Linked DNA regions of Homo sapiens: region 2 is linked to region 1. Evidence: chromatin loops called from intact Hi-C (ENCODE). Cell type or tissue: GM12878. All regions are shown on one strand. Links, peaks and the distances in the headings refer to the core of each region. The heading gives the core; the rest is flanking DNA. Region 1 overlaps SPR (sepiapterin reductase). Region 2 overlaps SFXN5 (sideroflexin 5).

Region 1 (5,371 bases), core at 80-5,079:
AAGGTCATCTGGGGGAGGAGCCCCCAAGGGATAGGCATTTCCTTCTCTCTCCCTTCCTCCTTTCCCCCAGCTCCTCACTGAAAAAAGAAGTCCGGGACTCTCCTGGCTCACACGAAGGGCTCTTAGGGCTGAAGATGGAGTTACCATGGATGAAAGGAGAGACAAAGGGTGAGGTAGGAGAGGCTGGCTGGGAAGTAACAATCATTCCCTCGTGGGAGTGGGCTCTACTTCAAAAGTCTGAGACAACATCTGTGCTGCTCCCCGCCTCCCAGCACCACAGGTGGGAGACCTCAGGACTGGGGAGTGGGGCAAGGATGGCTCGCTCCAGGCTCAGAGCCCTACCCTCCATCGGCTCCCCCAGCTAACCCCAGAGGTTCAGAGTGATTCCTCAGCTGGTTTCCAGCAAGCTGTCTAGTGGCTTCTGGTCCACTCCCCTGCTTTTACACCCCAGATCACTGAGAGATGATGTGAGGGCTGGAGAGGTGCCACCTCAGGGGGTTTCTACCCCAGGGGACTTGGAGTCATCTTCACCCACCTCCCTGTCATCACACGGGAGCCCAGTAGCGAGGGCACGCCTGGGCGCTTTTGGGTGTGCTCACCTGCCATATGAGTCAGAATTATCGCATGCATGCTAGCCTATGAGGCCATGTTCTATGGGAAAGGACGAAGGTGAAGGAGGCCAGGAGGCAGCATTCCAGGGCTTAGCTCTCTGGGGTGAGGCACGGGGAGATGCTAGGATGGAGTACATCCCGGGCGGGTGACCCTGATGGCTGACAACAGACTCAGCACCAGCCTGGGTGTGGGGGCACACATATGTATTCATAGGAGGAAGGACAGGAATTGGGGATTCGGGGGAACCTCTTGACCAGACTAATCCCAGCTGGTCATGCTCTTGGACACTGGCTTTGGCCTGGAATATTCCCCTCACTCCCCCTGCTCCTTACAGGCCAGCTGCTGGCCCCAGTGCAGGTGTATTAAACACAAAACCAAAAACTGCACAGCGCTCTCACACCAAAGACAAAGAGGAACCTCGTTTGTCTTTTAGCTCATCTATGGCCCTGCTCGCTCCAGCAGCTGGGCCCTGGGCATGTGCAGGCATGTATTTGTGTGTGTGCACTCACGTGTGCTCATGTGTGCGGTGGCCAAGGCCAGGTCATGCGGTTGGGGAACACAGATGGTTAGCCCCTGGAGGGTGGCTGCTTATGGCCTGGAGGCCGCCACAAAAGCCTCCATGCCTCAGTGTGGGTGGACCTGGGGAGGCTGAGTCCAGGGCTGGGAGCAAGGTCTGGGAAATCCCTGAGGGCAGAGACTGTGGGTCACTGAAGAGGCCTCGGGACCTGACAGGAAGAGTGATGCTGCCCATCTCTGATCTCCCCAATTCCCTGGGGGCCCGAGAGTCCAGAATCCTGGGCTGCAGGGAGAGATAGCCCAAGAGAGCACTTCCGAAGCTCTTACATCTCTGGGCTCAGAGAAGACAAATGTCAGGCATGGGAGGGCCTCGCCACCTCGTGGGGACAAGCGGTACTCCTCACTAAGCCCCTGGCCAACCAGCCTAGAGGGGAGGTACAGAGTCAACCCCGATGATCATCCACAAGGAGCTGGACTGGCACTGCCCACCCTCACACTCCCACAGGAGCAAGGGGCCTGGTGAGGAAACCTACCCACCACCCACCACGTCATGAAAGGCAGCCCAGGCTGCCATAATCCATGGCCTCACCACACTGGAAACACCTCAGACGAAGGTGTCCAGGAAAGAATCTTGGAGTTCACTGCTCTAAGGAAACTGAAGCCCAGAGAGAGAGCAGGGCTCTGCCCAACACCCCACAGCATCTCTGTCATAGACAAGGTAGTGGGACTGAAGGTTCCTGACTCCAAAGTTCACACATTTTCCTGTAAATCCAAGACAAGGTATCCAGACCAGACCCCACCCTCACCTCCAGGAGGCTGAATAGGGGCAGTACAGTGAGAGTTTTTGCCTCAAGTCAGGCAGGGGAGGATGTCTGAACTGTCTAGAGGAGAGGAGGCTTCCAGCAGAGTTCCAGGATGAGCTGGATCTTGATATTTAAAGGCAATAAATAATATTAGCATCTACAGGGCATTTACCACAATGCTAGCACTGTGCTGAACATTTACAAACATTAGGTCACTTAATGTTCAAAATAACCCTTCAGGGTAGGTGCCATTATAATCCACATTTTTCAGATAAGGAAACTGAGGCACAGAGAAGAAACTTGCCCTGGGTTACCAGCTGTGGCAGAGCAGGAACCTGAGCCCAGTGATTTCTACTTCGATGGGGGCATGAGGGCAAGGCATCTGCTGGACCAGGTAAAAGTTCGCCCATTCCCTCCTAGGGGAGCAGGCAGGGCACTGCCAGCTTCAGCCTAGGGCCTGCCCTTCAGCAAAAGGCGCGGCCTCCATGCGCCCTCTGCTGAGCACAAGGAGGAGTTCCCTTCTGCACACTCAGAGGCAGGCTGAGTCCTGGAGTCAGCGGGCAGGGGACCACGCTTCCTTCTCCCAAATATGGCCAGGGGCCAGGGTGCTGGCTGCAGACCACCACTGCCGTGGAGCTCGCAGCCCAGCCTATGTCTACCAACCTGCACAAGGATTGGCTTGGTTGCAGCCCTGATTTCTCAGAGCTTCCCTTTCTTGGAATCTTGCCCATCTCCCCCAAAGGCATGCTGGTCCTAAGCCCACCCCACTGACGACCTGGACCATGGGCCAGATGGACAATGCCAAAAGGGCCAATAGCAGCTGGCATCCATTCACAGCATTGCCACGTGGACAGGGGGTGGAATTGGCAATCCACAGAGTTGGGGAAAGGACCCAGGCTTTAGGGCCATGTGGAGGGCAGGCTGTAAGCTGGGCCCTAAAAGATGGGTATTCTGAATAGCCCAGGGTGAGAAAAGGGCTATCAAGGCTGGGGTCAGCGTGGGCAACAGCACAAAAAAGCAGGCATGCCGATTGTGGGCAACTTTGCACCTGGGCTTGCCACTGAGTGGGGCCTGATGACTGGAGGCAGATGGCCCCCGGAAAGCTCCCTAGGAAATAAGGACAACACCTCACTTTTGGGTTAACTGCCTTGGGAATGGCCTTGGGCCCAGTGAACCAGGCAGTCAGTCATAGGCCCTGTATCAGAGGAGAAAGCAAGCATGAAGAAAGGACAATCTGTATTTTATTTGTATCTGCCTTTGGCGTGTATACAGACACCCAGGAGCCCCTTCTCCCAGCCTGGGGGAGGGGTGGTAGATTCTGAAGGAAGGAGACATCAGAGTGAGGACACAAAGTTCAACAGAAGGTCCTGCTACCCTCAGCAAGGGGCATCTATGTGGGCTGGGACATGTACCGTCTGCCCTTCCTCCCATCCAGGCCATCTGCGAATCTACATGGGTCCTCCTATTCGACACCAGATCACTCTTTCCTCTACCCACAGGCTTGCTATGAGCAAGAGACACAACCTCCTCTCTTCTGTGTTCCAGCTTCTTTTCCTGTTCTTCCCACCCCTTAAGTTCTATTCCTGGGGATAGAGACACCAATACCCATAACCTCTCTCCTAAGCCTCCTTATAACCCAGGGTGCACAGCACAGACTCCTGACAACTGGTAAGGCCAATGACCTGGGAGCTCACAGCTGGCTGTGCCTGAGGGCAGGGCAGCAGGCATGAATGCTTCTATGTGTAAGGCAGGACTGCCCCTATGGCAGGGTGTGGGGAGCCACAGGGCTCTGGGGTATGTCTAAAAGTGGGGGCAAAAAGGTTCAGGAAGCCAAAAACATGGGCTTATTTGTCATAGAAGTCCACGTGGGCTCCAGACTTGAACTCGTCCTTTTCCAGTAAGCTCAGCAGTTTCTGGGCTGACACCTTGCAATCCACCAGCTTCCCCTTTGCCTTCAGCTCCTGCAGCCCTTTTCGCATGTCTGGGTCCACGGAGGTCTCCCGGGCCAACTGCTGCATGTCTGTGTCCAGAGGACCTAGAGGATGAAAAGGAGACGATGAGGGAACATGGCCAAGGCAGGGACAGAAGGTTTCAGGTCCCTGTTTTATGTCGGGGGTGGGGCTGAGTCAGGTCTGGCCAGAGGAAACACGTCATCTTGGCTGAAATGTGTGGTCAGGGTTGCCAAAGGCTCCAATTTGTCACCATCAAGTTCTGGACTGAAATTCAAAAGCCCACTGAACATGGACCCTCTAGACTACCATGTCTAAAACCAAGATTCTCATCTCCTGTCCAACCAGCACCACCTCCTGACATTCCCATTTCTATTAATGAAGTATTCTTTTCCCAGACTCAAAACGTCCATCACTTCCTCCTTCCCTCCCCCATCGTCCCCAGAGCCAACCAGGCACCAGGTAGGACCCTTCAGCATCTACACATCCCGACAATCAGGCCCTTTTTACAACCTTGCTTCTCTCCCTGCCTCAGCTCCTTCTGTAGCCCTCTACTAAACTCATTCTACTAAAACATCACTGGGGCCCAGCTGCAGTGGCTCACACCTGCAACCCCAGCACTTTGGGAAGCTGAGGCAGGAGGATCACTTGAGGTCAGGAGTTTGAGACCAGCCTGGCCAACATGGTGAAACCCTGTCTCTACTAAAAATACAAAAATTAGCCAGGTGTGGTGGCACATGCCTGTAGTCCCAGCTACTGTGGAGGCTGAGGCACTAGAATTGCCTGAGCCTAGGCCAAGTGCAGTGGCTCACGCCTGTAATCCCAGCACTTTGGGAGGCCGAGGCGGGCAGATCATGAGGTCAGGAGATTGAGACCATCCTGGCTAACATGGTGAAATCCCATCTCTTCTAAAAATACAAAAAATTAGCCGGGTGTGGTGGCGGGCGCTTGTAGTCCCAGCTACTCGGGAGGCTGAGGCAGGAGAATGGCGTGAACCTGGGAGGTGGAGCTTGCAGTGGCCGAGATCGTGCCACTGCACTCCAGCCTAGGCAACAGAGTGAGACTCCATCTCAACAAACAAACAAATAAACAAACAAAAACATCACTGGGATCACAACATTCCTCCGCTCAAAACCCCTCAACAGCTTCCCAGTAGCCTGGCCTAATACTCAAGGCATCCTAGTCTGCCCTCCTCTGGGCACACCTACTCTACAGGCAAACTGAAGACCTGCCACGCCCACAGTGAGCCTTCGCACCTTTATTTCCTTTCATCAGGAATGCCTTCCATCTGCCAACAACCAAGGTCAATGTCCAGTTCAGCTACCTCCAATAAAGCCATCTCTAGTCTCCCCACCTAAAGGAATTGTTCCCTTCTTGAACTGTTGCAAGCACGTTCTATTCTTCACATAGGAATCACTCATGCACCCCAATATTTGCAGTTAATGGTCCTCGAGGGCAGAACATCAGAGAATTCCAGGGTTGGAGGGAGAA
Region 2 (5,371 bases), core at 288-5,287, 81 kb before region 1:
GAATGCTGTGTTTCTAAGATGCCTGAGTTATAAGAGGTATTAACATAATAGCCTTTTAGAAGAGAACTATAATTAGTGTCCATTGGAAGGAATAAGCAAGTATTCACTTACACATTCAATACCAGTCACTTTCTTTAGTACCACAGAGTTGGAGTCTAAGCCTCCTTCACATTTTCTTGTTCTTTTTTGGGCATTGGTTGTTAAACACAGCATCGTGGCCACCACTGCTTTTTGTAGTCCTGCTTCTAATCTCCACTCCTTTAGCCTGTTTAAGATGAATAGTATAATTTCAAAGCATATAAAAGAATATTGGGAATTTTTGTTTGCATTTCTGATTTGGTTATACTTAGGTCTCATATTTGTTCTTTACTTGAAGAAAAAAAATATTCCTGAAATTAATCAGCTTCTTTAGGAAGCCGACATGTTGTAGGTACCTAAGTGTGGGACCCATGACTAGGTTACGTCAATCCCTGCTGGCTTTAAAATGTGTGTGATCTTCTTCAAGAAGTTTGGCAGTTTTTTTTTTTACTTTTTGGGTAAATGAAACATGATTATATTCTCACTGTAAAAATTTAAATATTATAGAAAATTCTGGTGTAAAAAAGTGGAAGTCTTTCAACAACCCCTAATTCTCAAATTGAATTCCTTTCCCCAAGCAGACCACTCTGTGAGCTGTGAACCTTCCAAAACATTACCTGTGGATTTATGCACACATATATGTGCATATGCCAATTACAGGGTTTTACATACAGTAAATCATCATGTACATACTCAGTAGCTTTTTTCACATAACAGTTTGTTTTGGAGATCTTCCCATGTGAGTTCCCTAATGGTGGACATTTAGGTTGTTTCTAATTATTTGCTCTTACAAACAGTGCTATAATTAACATCCTTGTAAATGTCTCTTTGTGCATATGGGCAAGCATTTCTTTAGGGTAGCTATCTATGGTTTGGCAATTTCTACTGTCTTTAATTGCATTGCCTGGTATCTGGCAGACGATCTTCTGCATGTACAATAACTTTTCATGTCCGTGCTCCATTATAGTGTAAGTTTTAGAAAGATGTTTTAGGCAACAATTAGGAATCTAAGTTTAAGTTCAAATTCTGTATGGATTGCTGTGGTCAGCTGAGGTGACACTTGAATGAATGGATACCTGTACACATGGCTGCATTCACACATGTACAGGCAATTGTGTTGAGTAGCAGGTAAGATTCCCTTCTCTGACGACTTTCATTGTAAGGCACATTATGATTTTTAAAACATTAAAATATGGGAAGGTGCATCGTAGAATTGAGGAGTTATGGTAGTTTATTTTCCCCAAATCAGTAGCCCATTGCTGCATGTCTGTGTTTAAATGGTCCTTTCCCTGTGAGTTGATAGAACTGCTTTACTACCAATTAATTTCCCTGACAGATGGGTGAGTTGCAGGACTAGTGTACTGCATTGATCTGCTTGTCTATTCCTGCCCTAGTTCAGGGGCAGGCTCCCCCATGATCTTCTTTTGGAGAACTTTCTTGCACATTTGTCTTTCTGTCTACTGCTCTTTCTTCCTCCCCACACTGCCCCTTTTACACCGGGTGCTTCATTAGCTTTTCACAATCTGCATGATTTTGCATCGCAATGGGTCGGATGTGAGAACATCTGCAGCAGGCAAGAGCAAATTCTCTTCAGGACTTAACACTGAGCTTGCCATCATCAAGAAGCAAAGTCTTTCTCTCTCCTTCTCTTTCTCTCTCTCATTCCTTGACATCTCCCACATTGCTGCTCAAACATCAGTTATGCCTGAGTCTTGAATGGTGTCAATCTGAGTTGAAAATGTGCCAGCTTTCTTAACATCATCACTAACAGGCTGCTTAATTAACCTGCTGATACCATCAATAATAGATCTTGCTGGTGTGTTGGAGAGGAGACCTGTGCCCCAGGGTTGTGCATGTTCTTGTTCTCTCTGTCTCTGTTTTTTTTTTTTTCTCTCTCTCTCTCTATCATTTGCTTAGGCTCTCAGTGTCCCTGTCACAGGAGCCGGACTTGCCAGGAGTGGGATGGGAAGGATCAGGGACAGTTTGAAAAGGATATGGCAGAATTGAAAGTTTGGGATGAGCTCATGGAAATGAAATCACTGTAACAGGCTGGCATTCCCACTGCCCAAGGGCATGGATGGCTGGTAGCCTCTGCATACGGCAGGTGCTCAATAAAGGCCAACCAATGTACACAGTCAACAGAAGAGATTGCAGGTCATGTGCCATCTGTGTAGGCTGTAAGAATTGCCGGTTTCAAGGGAGGAGCCTGGGGAGGGGGCAGGTACCATCATTCTGAGATGACTTTTAGGGTTTTCTCTGTTTTTTTTCCATTCAGGCAGCTTCAGAATTGTCCTGGAGGGGCTGGATGAGGGGAAGGAGGCTGGGTTTTCACTTCCTTTCATGCTTCATCTTTCATCTCAGTGGTTTTGTGTTTGAACCAAAGCTGTCCTGCTCGCCGCATGTTTAATGTTTGGAGATTACAGGGAGAGAGTGAGATGCCACCGTGAGTCAGGGCTGGTCCACTACCACCTCCAGATCCACACTCTCTCTTCTGTTTGTCTCCCCTATGCATACACACACAAAATGGGGGCTGGAGACATTTCAGCTGTCCCCACTTTCCCCTGACTTGGCATGGGCACAGGTGCAGAGGCTGACATTTTGTGTGAGCTCAGCCAGCACCCAGAAATCCCATGGAGACCCTACATTCTGCCCCTCCTTTTATGCCCGGAGAAGCCAAGGTGGGGTTGGGTGGCAATGGCTCAAGTCCCCAGAGTGAGCTGGTAGCTCCTGACTTTAGCAGGATGCTCGTCTCCTGGACCACATTCCTGTAACTTTGCCTTTCTGGGAGTGGCGGTGGTGGTGGTATGGTGGACAGCGTCATCAGAGGGCTAGGATTGATGCCTTTCAGGGCAGAAAACCCCACTGTCCTCTCAACGGTTTTCTTAGGTCTCCTGGGAACCGAAAGCCTGGCAGCTCCAAGGGCATGGGGGATGCATAGCCTCCCTAAGGCCACTAGAGGGCATGTCACTAACACAGAGGCCAGGTGGCTGCTTCCCAAGGCTACCCTGGGGGACCCTTCTGGGCCCTGAGCCCTGGGCGCCTGGGGCTGAGGCGGGAGAGATATGGAGCCAGAATTGGAACCCAAGCCCGATGGCCCCAAACCCAGGCTCCCATCCCCTCCTGGTCATGCCCTGCTAACCAGATCTCCTTTACCTTGGATTCAGCTTCCTAATTCTGTCTGTCACTGACTGTGGTGAAAACAAGGGTTTCTCAGTGTCAGCAATGTTGACATATTTGGGGGCCAGATGATCCTTTGGTGGGGGGACTGTCCTGTGCCTTGCGAGATGTTTAGCAGCACCTCTGGCCTCTATCCACCAGATGCCTGCAGCAACCCCTGACCCCTAGATCACAATCACTGAAAATGCCCTCAAACATGGCCAAATGCCCCACAGAACCGCCCCTGGCAGAGAGCGGCTGTTTAGGGCAGGTGAGCATGCCTGTTGTGGGGCAGGAGAGCCCGGGACACAGAGGGACTGCCCATGGTTTCCACTGCACTGAGCGTCGGTGGAAGCAGGAGAGATGCTCGAAGATGGTGTGTGTGCTCTAAATACATTTTAGAACTGTATTTGGCCTCCTGCTTTTCTTCTCCAAAGACTGCAGAGTCTCTCGGTCTTCCCCTGTTTATTCCACCTCCCCATTTTAATGAAACAGGCGACTGAGGCCCCAGGGGTCTCAAGCCACACCTCACCCACAGAACCCTGTGCCCCAGCTGTGAGCACCCTGGACCACTCGTTGGCTCAGGCCCCAGGAGCATCTGTGGTCTCCCTCCCACTCCGCCTGCCCACTAGGCCCCGCCACCCTCCAGCTCCCCAAACCCTGGTGGCCCCCCCCACTGGAAGGAGGGGGAAGCAGCAGGTGTTGATGCTAATCAGCGTTCACAGCCCAGAACTGCAGTCGCTCCCAGGCTCACACACTCCCCAAAATTAAACACTCATTATACAAAATTAATTGACATTAATTAGCAAAAATTAAAACTTTAAACACAGCAAGGCGCTTTGGGGGGAGGAGTGAAGCAGGCAGACTCTGCATTTGTCACCCCCCACTCCCCACCTGCCCACCCCTCCCAGGTCCCCCCACTTCCATCCTGCAGCGGGGCTGGGAGAGTTCAGGCGGGGTCAACACCCACACTGCACTGGGCCACGGGGCCTGGCCCAGTCATGTGAGTCCCAGGATGGGGGAGCAGAAAGAGGATCCCTGAGCTAGTTGCCAGCTAATGGGTGGCCCCAGACTTCAACAACCAGTGCTTCACTAAGGAGCCGGGAACCCTCCCCTTAGCCCAGGTTCCCAAGATCTCAGATGGCAGAGGGGCCTAGCCAAAGGCAGGCACTCAGCCATAGGAAGCAAGAATGGAGAAGGTCTGCCCTTAACTCAGCCCGCTGCTCCTGCCCCAACCCTCTTGCCCCCTGAGTATTCAGAGGCAGAGGCACTGTAGCCTTTCTGCTCTGTCCCACTCTGCTGTGTGACCTCAGATAAGTCACTCCTCTTCTCTGAGCCTCAGTCTTCCATCCATATGATGAGGGGGTGGTGCTGGGTGAACACTGAGGTTTCTGCCTCTCTGGCACCTGCTGTCAGGGAGGCAAATTTCTGGGAACTTGATTTGCTCAGAGACAGGAGGGGCTGGATGTTGGACCGACAGTTTAAGAGGATAGGGCAGCGCAAGGGCCCCAGTGATGGTGGAACATCAGGCCTCGGGGTCAGGGGGGATGCGACTTCAGGTCAGAGAGCCCTCCCAGATGGACACCCACTTTGCCTGCCTAGTGGGCTTGCCCTGGAGGAGAGGAAAGCAGCCCCTCGGTAAGTGGCCGCTCTCTGAGGCCAGAACGGGTGTCCTCCCTGATACCTGTTCTTTTCCACTTTCACTTACCAGGTTCCCAAGGGCCCCCAGATCCCTCACCAGGCTGATAGGCAGATGGACAACAGAACCACCCCTTCCCTAACCTTTGCCCATGCATTTGAACACAGAACCCCAAGGCTTGCGTAGGAAGGAGTGTAGTGACCTCCCTCCAGGTGGAATGCCATCTTCCTCCTCATCCTGCTCTCTGCATCCCCTCTCTCTGCAGCCAGTGCCAATATCTGCAATGTGGTCCTGATGCGGTACGGGGAGCTGGAGGAAGGGATTGATGTCCTGGACAGCGATGGCAACCTCGTGGGCTCCTCCAAGATCGCAGCCCGACACGTGGGTCTGGGGGTTCGCAGGGTTGGGGAGGCCAGCAACAGGGGAGGGGAGTGGTTTTCCTTTAGCGTGTGTCTTCCACAGGCTTCTATCCAGGGTACCCTTATTTTGGCATCTTGA

Evidence for each region. Hi-C counts contacts between places; a loop is a spot of excess contacts. Peaks named below come from ENCODE experiments on the same cell type or tissue, not always from the same donor. Only the 100,000 strongest peaks of a DNase experiment are listed, where the experiment ranks them.
Region 2: it touches region 1 in a loop (12-fold over the local background); 66 of 110 quality-filtered maps call a loop at or near these places.

What each region holds. Positions count from the first base shown.
Region 1 is chr2:72,889,942-72,895,312 of GRCh38, reverse strand. It overlaps SPR (sepiapterin reductase), which reads right to left. Exons shown (of 3, transcript NM_003124.5): 3 at 3,155-3,966. The coding sequence ends at 3,776. Among named protein-coding and RNA genes, the nearest start is that of SPR, 5.2 kb to the right of the region's middle. RefSeq lists enhancers at 1,015-1,304, 1,705-1,794, 2,632-3,133. In GM12878, for the core only: CTCF peaks have their summits at 1,506 (motif pointing left) and 2,422 (motif pointing left); DNase peaks (open chromatin) are centred at 1,142 and 1,462; H3K27ac peaks cover 488 bases.
Region 2 is chr2:72,971,453-72,976,823 of GRCh38, reverse strand. SFXN5 (sideroflexin 5) reads left to right here. Exons shown (of 14, transcript NM_144579.3): 11 at 5,139-5,254. Among named protein-coding and RNA genes, the nearest start is that of EMX1, 57 kb to the right of the region's middle. In GM12878, for the core only: a CTCF peak has its summit at 3,026 (motif pointing right); a DNase peak (open chromatin) is centred at 3,011.